2 separate regions of the Mus musculus genome follow, and region 2 is linked to region 1. Evidence: chromatin contacts called from ENCODE POLR2A ChIA-PET data. All regions are on one chromosome and are shown on one strand. The core of a region is the stretch at or near the end of the contact, and the rest is flanking DNA. Distances in the headings are between cores, read along the strand shown. Region 1 holds the start of Tob2 (transducer of ERBB2, 2). Region 2 holds the start of Pmm1 (phosphomannomutase 1).

Region 1 (5,898 bases), core at 239-2,738:
GAAGCCGGTAGTGCCCAAGCCTTACCCCACTTTTAATACAAATCTGAGAAACCAGACCCAGGTAAAGGAAATGGGGAAAGGTTCCCAGGCAGGCAAGCAAAATCCGTACATCTGAAACCCGGGCATCATCCAATATTCAGAAAGTCTGAGTCTCCTCCCCATTACAAGGCCTACCCTAGGACCAGACTTACCAGATCCTCAGCAACCCTCCCCGGCAGGGTGTTAAACCTCCCTAATCCTGCCTCCCACACCAGCTGTTTTCCCCAGTGCTTAAGTGAGGCATTGGGGGTAGGCGCTCAGGCAAGCAACAGGATTTTTATTGTTGTTAAGAAATCAAAGAGAAACCAAACCCACTCCCAGGCCAGGGTGGATAGGTTAGGGTGGATGGGGGGGGGGGGGGTAGGTTAGACACCGAACTGGCACCGGAAACCCTGTCTGCTGATCCCAAAGCCTGCTGTGTGAAGTTCTGGTTGCTCCCAGGGGAGGGGATGGCTTTTCCCTTTTCCCTCCTTAGATTTTTGGTCAAGGGCGGAGTACATCCCCCTCAGACAGAAGGGGAAGTTTAGGAATAGAAGAGATCAGACACAATTAATACACTATCCGACAGGCTCTTTGGGTACTTTTTTTTCCGCCTACACAAGTATATAAAGAGCTCAACCTGCAATGAGTTCTTGCTCGGCAACCCAAGGGCACTCTCCACTAACCGGCCCTGTCACCAAGAAGGGGATGTCCAAATTTCCCATCTCACAGGTTCCAAAGGGACAGAAACAGACTGTGTTAATAATCACCACCCCGCACACGTGAAAAGCAGCCGAAAAATAAAGATAGAATCCCCTCCCTTCCCATAATTTATTTAACTCTGGCCAGAGTTTGGTTTCTGGGGGGGGGGGGCAAGGAAAACATAACGAGTGAGGCGTGAATAAATGGGGAAGGAGGTCAAGGAGGAAACGCTCTCCGCTTAGGAGAGGGCCGCACTCGAAACTAGGTACCCCAGGATCAAAGAGAGTGATGGAGAGCGAAACAGGGGCGGATCCGGAGAGGGGCAGCAGGGGAGTGGACCAGTGTGGGCGTCCCCCGCCCGCAAGCCCGCGCACTCACTCGGGTCTCCACGAAGGGTCCGCTCTGCAGGCCGCGGGACGGAGGTCTCTCTCCCAGCTTCCCGGGCACCGCGAGGCTGAGGGCCACGGTGTCCTTTTACGTCGTTTGAGGGTAGAGAGGGACGAGGACCGAGCTCATGTGATTCTTTCCGCTGTTTTTGGAGGTCGAGCTCGGCGGCGACGGCGCGGGGATGGCGGACCCGAGGATGGCACCCGTCACGCGGTGGATGGAGGCCAGCCCTGGATGTACTCGTCTGGCAGGTCCTGTCCTTCTGGCCTCTCGGTTCCCACGACACTCAGTCTCAACGACCTGCACCTTCCCGCGCCTGGGCCCGAAGTGAGCAAAGTCAATGAAAAGTTTCACCCTCAGCAACCCTGCGCATGAATCTGCTTTCCCCACCCCTGCGTGATGCGTCCCTCCGCCCAGCCGGGGCGGGGCCGGGACTACTTTTCCTCCCTTGGCATCTTTAACCCCTCGCAGCCCAGTCGTAGGTTGGGATTCCAGGTTCTGCGGGAAGTGTAATAGCGATCTTCTCACCTTGTCTCCTCTAGACCCCTCCCTGCCACGTCCTCAGCGGGGCTGCTCACCCTCGGAATCCTTCTGAGCGCCTTAGCGCCGGATTTCTTCTCTTAAGACTCCAAAGCAGTCTGAGCTCGCCATGTACGTTTTTTTCTTTTTTTTTTAAACCGGTGTAGACCAACCCCGGGGAGGGTAGGGACAGACCTGGAACACAACAGGCCATTAGGAAGTAGCCTGGGACACAGTGGCTGTTGCTGGCATCACCGGGGCCCTGAGAACTCCAAACCCTAGCCCCAGCTCTCAAAGTTCCCTAAGACCTAGACGGCATGACTCTTCAGTTCTGACGGTCCCCGTGACTTGAACTCCCCGGTTCCGATTTGTTCATTCTGAATTTGGGGAGACAGTGGCACGATGCCACCTCCAGGAAGGTTCTGGATCTGAGTGTAGGCTAACCTGAGTTTACCAGTGTCGCCCTCCTGGTGGGGACGTGGAAGATCGAAGGGAAGGGAAGGGTGCAAGAAGATCGAGGGTTAGAAAAAAGAGCGGAGCACCGGTTAGTCATGCACTCCCAGCCCGGAAAGTTGGGTCCCAAACACCATAATAGGGCTGGCCACGCGCGACCGCCGCCCCTCTGCTGAGGTCCTCGAGCTCTCTGGAGCAGGTTACCCACGCACAGGAGAGCATGAGAGCCGCGCTCCTTCTAGCAATAGTCGCAGAAGAAGCGCCAGCCCTGGCAAGGTGAGCAGGGTGTTCATTAAGCCCGACAGCACCCGGCGGCGGCGAAGCGAGGCGCACCCGGGCCCGGATTTTGGTCACGCTTTTTCTACTCTGTGGCTTTGTGACAGTGCAGGCTCAGCGATGAGGGGGTCTAGGATCTGTGGCGGGTTGAAACCCTAGGAGAACTGGACTATCAGACTAGGCTGGAGGACCGCTGGCCTTGTGTACAGTTCCCCTAGCCCCCGCCTTAGTTCGCCTATTTTCCAATTCAACAACCCCTCCTCTTCTTCTTTTTTTTTTTTCTTGGGGGGGGGGGTTCGAGACAGGGTTTCTCTGTATAGCTCTGACTGTCGTGGAACTCACTTTGTAGACCAGGCTGGCCTCGAACTCAGAAATCAGCCTGCCTCTGTCTCCCGAGTGCTGGGATTAAAGGCGTGCACCACCACGCCTGGCCAACCCCTATTCTTTATTCACGTTCCTGAAGGTTCCGGTGCAACGGCAGTCTCCGAACCCACGTGGGGCGGTGAGATCGGAAAGTTTCCAGTTACGAACTGTGTGCGTTTTATTTTCCTTGATCACGTAGGCAAGAGCAGAGATCAACGGAGGTATAGAGATTTAAATACGCTTTCCTAGACAGGAGGAGAGAAATGCCGGGCGGGAGGGCAAACTCCGCGGTGCCAGGATGGCAGGAGGAAACCTAAGCGCGTGTGTCCCATCCCCCACAATCCGAGCTGGACAGCCCGGGGGCTTCTCCTGGGACTACTTGTGCGTCAGCAAGCGTCATACATGCCCCTCTTCACTTCACCCTTCCCTTTTAGCAGCCCTGCCCCCACCCCCCCACCCCCAGTGTTCCATCTAATGCCATGAGACCGCCCACAAGGATGAAAGCTAAAAATAAAACAGATATGTTAGCAACAGCCCTCCCATTGGCCGTCAAGCAGAGAGAGACGTCTGATTGGGTTTTAGATACAGCTTCTGGTAAGCAAACGTTTGTACCCTTTGGTATCGCAAGGGAAGCTGGTATTTGTAGTCTATCATTAGAGGCGGCCATAGAAATAGGTGGGTTTATATCCCGGTTCTGCCACCCACTGTGTGTTTTCGATTTAATGCAACAAATATTCTTACGTTGACAAACACGATTATTCATTTCTAAAAACATGGAAATCTTGTGATTAATCAATATTGTGTGTGAATCCTGCTTCAAATAGGTCAGTCTCCCTCTCTGAAAAAATACCTGAATTTGCAAAACAGTTTATATTTTTCATCATGAAAAATTAGCCAAATTGCAGCCTATAAACACTAGTTGGTGAGCATTTCCCAATGAGAAATATTCCAAGACAGAATGATGAAAAAGGTTAGGATGAGCTGGAACAAAGAGTATCTCAAGGAAATGCTTATACAGATTTTAAAAAAGAAAATGCAGATACAAGTGGAAGACCTTGAGTCTCTGTGTATTCGTGCTTTTATTTGAATCAGCCTTGGGCAGGTTTACACACAACAAAAAACCTGAAAAAAATCCTGTCTCCTTAGTAAATGGGAGTTTTGAGGAAAGGTTGAGCCTATAAATAGGAAAGGATAAAATAGAGCGAGGCGATCATCCTTAATTACTGCTGCCTCAAGTTATGTGGTAAGGAGGAATCTTCTTCTCTTCCCCAATGTGTAATTTCATCTTGCCAGGGCTTAATTGTAGACTGAATTACTACTCCAGCATTCCAGAGTCCCCTCCTATTTGAGTAAACACGTCTTGTGAAAGGTTGGCACCGGGCTTTCACCAGGCTTTCACAGAGGCCAGCCCTGGCGACTGCAGGGTGGGAACAACTTCCCCTCTCAGAGCAAAGCAAGTCCTGCCAGATATTTTGGCGCTAGGGACAAGCAGAGCTGCTCATGATTGGCTCAATTAACCTGAGGCGAGTCACAACTTCATACACACAAACTGAGGTGAAAATGTTAGATTGTTTCTTCAAAGTTACCCAATAGTATCGTGGTTGGATTCTTCCCATCTTCTGCCACCGATAGCAGAAGAAAGGACAGTCAGTGACAAAATCTGAGTGTGGGAAAGAGACTCTAAGTCCATCCTGGTAAAAAAGAGAACAAAACTTTCTTTTGTTTTTCAATTTCTATTACTTTATTTATGCATATGAATGTTTGGTTAAACGCATATATATGCACCATGTGTGCCTGTTGGACCCCTTGGAATGGGATTATGATGGTTGGGAGCCATTATGTGGGTGCTGGGAATCAAATCCAGGTCCTTTGCAAGAGTAACAAACACCCTTAACCACTGAGCCATCTCTCCAGCCCCCAAACCATTTTTTTTGTTTTGTTTTGTTTTTTGTTTTTTCTTTCCTCCTCCTCCTCCTCCTCCTCCTCCTTCTTCTTCTTTTTTTTTTTTTTGAGACAGGGTTTCTCTTTATAGCCCTGGTTGTCTGGAATTCACTTTGTAGACCAGGCTGGCCTCCAACTCAGAAATCCACCTGCCTCTGCCTCCCAAGTGCTGGGATTAAAGGCGTGCACCACCACCACCTGGCTCATTTTTTTTCTTAAGACACCAAAAGGCAGTATTCAAAGAAACAAATATTTTTAGCTCTTTGGGTGGCCACTTGGGGATTGGGTTAATAAGGAATCAAGTATCTGGGTGTTGGAAATAATTTTTTTTGAGGGGCCAGGAAAATTACTTCTAGGCCAAGAATCGTTCACGTTTATATCTTAGCCTGAAGCTACTATTAAAAAGCTACAGGTCAAAATACATTGTCTGAAGTTTAGCCAGTTCAGTTTGACTCCCTGGCAATTTTCTTAATTTACAAGTTGCTAAGTGGGGGTGTTGTGTGTAGCTTTTGCTACCCGGCATGTGACAATAGGAGCCCACTTCTGTTGTCAAAGCACTCAAAATGTGAAGACAGGATCACAAGATGCAGTCAGACTGGCCTCAGAGCGAGTTCCATAATTTCTTTGGCTCATGGCAAAACCCTGTCCCCCTAAACAGCTCAAATATGTCAGACTATAGTCTGTGGATGTGTGAACACCCCCCACCCACAGGGACCCAGATTGAGAAAAACTTGCGATTGGAAGGCCAAGGTCAACATCTGATCATTTATCTCGTGGATAAAGTTTCTGATCTATGTTGGTACATTTTACTATAGCTGTAAATTGATATATGTCTTCCAGTGTATGCATACATAGGAGTATATTTGTATACATTTTTTATTACAAAAAATTGTGTGAACATTTCTTTGCTCACTTGTCAAGGTCCACATGTGATTGATAAGTTATTTCTCTGCCCTCGAAATGAACCAATTCAAGCCAGATTAGAGTATATATATAAAGGCAGGTTTAGTGGGAAGCAGCTCTCAGGAGGAAGGTTCATTAATGCCAAGGAAAAAGGCCAGGGAAGTGGCCTTGGGGAGGAGCTAGAGGGGAGAGGGAAGACAGAGAAAGAGTGTGCACACACAAATAGAGAGAATATGCAGAGAGTGGGAGAGAAAAGAGAAGGGGAAGGGGGAAGAGACCAAAATGTCTGGATTATACAGGAAAGAGCCTCTGAGGGTGGGCGGGGGAAGCCCAGCC
Region 2 (5,585 bases), core at 995-3,494, 100 kb after region 1:
ATCTGAGCAAGAGGCCTTAAGCAGAGGGCTCTGCCTTTCTGTGCCCCATTTCCCGTTTTACAACATGTCTGCCACACCAGGAGCCACTTTAAGGGGACCACAGTAGCCATTAAATGAAATAACGTGCCCAAAGTATAAAAGGATTCTCCACCAAGGAAATTTGAACAAGTGAATCGGAATTCAAACTTCCATATATTCAGATATCAGAGACTCTAGCTAGCTAGCGACAAGGGGAGAGAAGAAACGGGAACTCTGGCCCCCACAAAAACATAAGTTGGTGCAACTGTTTTGAAAGTATTTGGCAACATCTACTGACACCTCTCATGTCCATCCCCTGTCCACTAGCATTTCAGCTTCTCTGCTCCTTGGGGTATGGTTTGTAATAGTGAAATACTGGCTGCAAGCAACTCTTATGCTTATCTGCCAGACAGTGACACATACTTCCTTGGAAACATTACCAGACCAGGGCACAGATAAAGCCAGATCTGTGCTTCCAACGGGGCAAGGTCTTAAAGCATGCTGTTTATGGTCTAAAGGAACTTGCAGGATACCATAAGCAGGATAATGCCAAGTCAGAAACAGAGCCTCACAAAATCATGTCTAGTATGTGCTGTGGGCAAAGCAATTGAGATAAAGGGGCTCCAGTATACTACCTCGAGGATGGGGGCTGGGCCTGGGATACTGGCGAGGTTCGAAGTGGTCTTTAGCCTTTAAAGTTTTCATTACTTACATGTATAATTAAAAATTAGCTTTGGAAAGCATTAAACTGCAGGGCAGTGGTGGCGGATGCTTTTAATCCCAGCACTTGGGAGGCAGAGGCAGGCAGATTTCTGAGTTCGAGGCCAGCCTGGTCTACAGAGTGAGTTCCAGGGCAGCCAGGGCTATACAGAGAAACCCTGTCTCAAAAAAACCAAAACAAGAAAAAAGAAGAAGAAAAAAAAAAGCATTAAGCTTTTCTAGTAAGCATTAAGTCTGTCTAGTAGTAGACAAATTGACAGGCGGTTCTTGTTCAGGCCTTGCCAAGTCAGTGCAGCACAAGGATCAGGCATGCCTAGGCTAGACCACCTCCTTTCCAATCCTGCATCTTCCTGATCCACCTCTGCTGGATGGAAAGAAAGATGCCCGATTCCTTCTGGAGAGTGGAAGGCCTACCAGGAAGCTAAGACTTAGGTTCACACGGGCTTCTGCCCAGTAGCTCGGCCCCCCACCCCCATTTCTGCTCTGATCATCCCGGTGATCCCAAAGGTAGAAGGATGGGTGAGAACGACCCAGGATGACTCGAAGGGAGAAAAACTAGGTATGGCTAAAGACTGGAGGGTGAACTATAAAGTGCAGACAGGAGAATGCACTCCCATTTTTTACAGTGCTTCTATTGTAAACAGACTAGCCCTGGGGCCTTTCACCTTCACATGGGTGGAACCAAAAGGATACCAATAACAAAAACCAAAACTCATCAGAAAAGCAGCTCTCTTTCCCTCCAACTCCAGGTGGAAGGTAAACAAACATCCTAAGAGGCTTAAGGAGCTAAACCCAGTTTTAGGCCTATGGACGCCAGAGTGCAAAGACTCAGAGATCTTCCTTGCCCTCAGTAGAGGGCGACCGTGGGCTTAGAAGCGCACGGAGCTCTGCCTGGAACGCCGCGTTCTCACGCTAGCTTGAGGACGGACTAGTTGTGCATCCTAGGGCTAAAATGGGGTAAGACCACCCCAGAGCCCAGCCTGGGCCTGTGCAAGCCTGGAACTGGGGATACCCGCCCTATCGCCCATAGACGCTCCTCCCGGAGGCTGGATACAGCATCTGCGCTCCCGGCAGGAACGTGGATGCCAACCCGCGCGGGGAGCGCTGAGGCCTGGAAGGCCGAGAGGGCCTGGGTCCCATCTCCTCGGTGACAGGAGCCGGTACCACTGCACTCCACGTTTCCGACAGGGTCGCGCAGGTGTCTGCGTTGACATGGCAGTGACGGCTTCACGCTGGGTCACGGATGCCGGCGTGACTCTGGGCGGGAGCTTTGGAACCTCGAGGCCCTTACCTGGCGAGCTGGCGTGAGGGTCCCGTCCACGTCAAACAGGCAGAGGATGCGCTCTTTCCTGCGGGCGCCCTCGACGGCGACTGCCATGGCTGTAGCTCCGCGCGCCAAGCGCTGTCGCTGCAGCCACCGCCAGGGTCGCGTGCGACAGAGGCCGGGCGGGGCCGGGGCGGGGCCAGCTGCGCAGCACGGGGAGGAGCAGTGGCCATCGGCCCTCCCGCGAGGGGGCGGGGCCTGCGGCGCCGAAAGAAGAGTACAGGCACCTAGGATTGAGGGGCGTGGCAGTAGGCGGGGTCAGAGTCCTCGTACCCGACGGAGATAGGAACCGGCGGGAAAAGGGGTTGAACCGGAAGACAGTGTCGGGCCAGCGGGTTGAGGTTGATCTCAGGGCGCTCCCTACGGTGGGGGGGGGGGGGGGTTGGGGGGCAAGGGCGGGACTCAGAGCCTTCTGCTTGTGATTCCCAAGGTTAGTAGGACGAAGGTATTGCCTTGTCATCTTGAGCTTGAAGTCTCAGGGAGAACCCGGCGTGCTGGCTCACCTGTGATCCAGCCCTTCTGAGGCAGAGGCCCTTATCTACAAAACAAGTTCCGGGCCAGCCAGGGCTACATACTCTGTTTTGTTTTGTTTTTTCAAAACAAGAGTTTCCCTTTGTAGCCTTGACAGCCTTGGATAAGACCCTATTTTTTAAAACAAAACAAACAACAAAAAAAGGGAGGGGGAGAGAGAGAAGGAAGAAAAGAGAAAAATATCCCATGATGGCTTTTACCTACTGTGAGAAATGTTTGTTGCTTTTTTTTTTTTTCCAATCAAAAGTAACCTACTAAGGGCCAATATGCCATAAATCTCTAACTTGTAAGCTTTTATGCGAGTCTTTTTTGTTGTGTTATTTTGTCGTGTGTGCCTGGGGTGATGTGCACTAAGTACATGCAGGAGCCCACCTAAGTCAGGATGGAAGTGAGTGTCAGATCCTCTGGACCTGGAATTACCCACAGTTGTGAGCTTCCTTGTAGGTGCTGGGTGTCAAATCCCTGATCCTCTGCAGGAGGCCAGAAGAAAGCTTCAGATTCCTAGTTCTGGAGGTACAAGCAGTTGTAAGCTGCCCAGTATGGGTGCTGAGAATTGAACTCAGGTCCTCAGTAAGAGTAATAAGTGGAGCACGCCTTTAATATCAGCACTCAGGAGGCAGAGGCAGGCGGATTTCTGATTTCGAGGCCAGCCTGGTCTACAAAGTGAGTTCCAGGACAGCCAGGACTACACAGAGAAACCCTGTCTCTAAAAAACCAAAACCAAAAAAAAAAAAAAAAAGACATCATGCCAGGAACAGATCTAGGGCAAGGTTTATTGGGGAAATGGAGTGGGAACATGAGAGGGAGAGAGAAATAAAGACAGACAGACAGACAGAATAAGCAAGTGAGAGAGAATCATGGTGTTCAGAGATGTTCAGAAGTACCTTTTTTAAAAAAGGTTTATTTACTTATATGAGTACACTGTAGCTGTCTTCAGACATACCAGAAATGGTCATCAGATGGTTGTGAGCCACCATGTGGTTGCTGGGATTTGAACTCAGGACCTTCGGAAGAGCAGCAGTGCTCTTAACCGCTGAGCCATCTCTCCAGCCCCTTTCTATATCTTTTTGTCATTTTTAAAAAGATTTATTTATTGATTATATGTAAGTACACTGTAGCTGCCCCCTTTCTGTCATTCTTTCTTTTTTTTTTTTTTTTTTTTTTTTGAGACAGAGACAGAGTTTCTCTGTATAGCCCTGGCTGTCCTAGAACTCACTTTTTAGACCAGGCTGGCCTTGAACTCAAAAATCTGCCTGCCTCTGCCTCCCAAGTGCTGGGATTACAGGCATGTGCCACCACTGTCTGGCATTGACTTTTTAAATTTTTTTTGTTTGTTTGTTTTTGTTTTTTTGAAACAGGGTTTCTCTGTATAGTCCTGGCTGTCCTGGAACTCACTTTGTAGACCAGGCTGGCCTTGAAATCAGAAATCCGCCTGCCTCTGCCTCCTGAGTGCTGAGATCAAAGGCGTGCACCACCACACCCAGGTTCTTTCTGTCATTCTTAATTACATTTTTACTTATTTATGTGTTTCTGTGTGGGCATGTGCATGAAACACCTCATGTGTGTGTGTGTATGTGGGGGGGGTTAGAGGGCAATTTTAAAGAGCCGCTTTTCTCTCTCCACCATGCAGAGACTTGAACTCAGGTTAATAGATTTGCCACTGGCACCCTTTTCCATCTCAGTGGACAATGCACATTAAGTGTTTTTGACCTGGTCTTGAGCATAAGGGGTAAGAAAAAGAGAAGAGGGGCTGGAGAGATTGCTCAGTGGTTAAGAGAGCACTGGATGCTCTTCCAGAGGACCCAGGTTCAAATCCCAGAACCCACATGGCAGCACACAGCTCTCTGTAACCCCAGTTCTAGGGGATTGGATAATCTTGTCTGCTTCACAGTATCTTCCAAGCATGGGGTGGGAGTACAGAGCCTCATACAGCCACACAGCAACACACATACACACACACAGAAAACAAGAGAAAAGAAAAGAAAAGAAAAGAAAAGAAAAGAAAAGAAAAGAAAAGAAAAGAAAAGAAAAGAAAAAAGGAAGCCAGGCAGTGGTGGTACATGCCTTCACACCTTTAATGCCAGCACTTGAGAGGCAGAGGCAGACAGATCTCTTGAGTTTGAGTTCGAAGCCTGGTCTACAGAATGAGTTCCAGGAGAACCAAGGCTAGGCAGAGAAATCAGGTCTCTGAAAACCAACCAACCACAAACAAATAGTGACTCCTTCCCATGTGTGTGTACAGATACTTGTGTTCCTTTGCTTGATTTCCTTATCATGTAATGTAGTACCAATTAAGAGAATATCAGTGGTTATCTTATTTGAGATACCAAAGCCTGTCCCTCGAGGGACATTTCTTACCTGTTTTGAATTTGTAATGTGTAGGCGGTTGTATGAGGGATGGTTGTTATTAGGCCCAAAGGAGACTACAACTCCCCAGACTCCAATAGAACAGTGACTAGAAAAGAAAGGAAATAATTTAGACAGGAGGGACTTAACTTTCTGTTTTTGTTTCAACTTTCCTTAGATCTTTTCTCTCTATAAAAAACAAACTTGGGCTGGTGAGATGGCTCAGTGGGTAAGAGCACCCGACTGCTCTTCCGAAGGTCCAGAGTTCAAATCCCAGCAACCACATGGTGGCTCACAACCATCCGTAATGAGATCTCCCTCTTCTGGAGTGTCTGAAGACAGCTACAATGTACTTACATATAATAAATAAATAAATCTTTAAAAAAAAAAAAAAAAAAAAAAAACAAACTTCAGCAGGGCATGGTGGCACACACTTTTAATCCCAGCACTCACTCGGCAGAGGCAGGCAGATTTCTGAGTTCAAGGCCGGCCTGGTCTACAGAGTGAGTTCCAGGACAGCCAGGGCTATATAAAGAAACCCTGTCTCGAAAAAACAAAAAAACAAAACCAAAAAAAAAAAAAAAAAAAAAAAAAACCAAACTTCTAGCCAGTGATGGGGGGTGGTCATGTCTATAATCCCCAAGAA

Evidence for each region. ChIA-PET counts read pairs that join two places held with the same protein, here RNA polymerase II (POLR2A).
Region 2: POLR2A ChIA-PET joins it to region 1 with 10 read pairs in Patski. The contact joins the promoter of Pmm1 here to the promoter of Tob2 in region 1. POLR2A ChIA-PET finds 5 or more read pairs at or near these places in 3 of 5 experiments (Patski and embryonic stem cell).

Annotation. Positions count from the first base shown.
Region 1 is chr15:81,856,838-81,862,735 of GRCm38, forward strand. It overlaps Tob2 (transducer of ERBB2, 2), which reads right to left and starts at 1,489. Exons shown (of 2, transcript NM_020507.3): 1 at 1,099-1,489.
Region 2 is chr15:81,958,686-81,964,270 of GRCm38, forward strand. Pmm1 (phosphomannomutase 1) reads right to left here and starts at 2,245. Exons shown (of 8, transcript NM_013872.4): 1 at 2,030-2,245. The coding sequence starts at 2,116.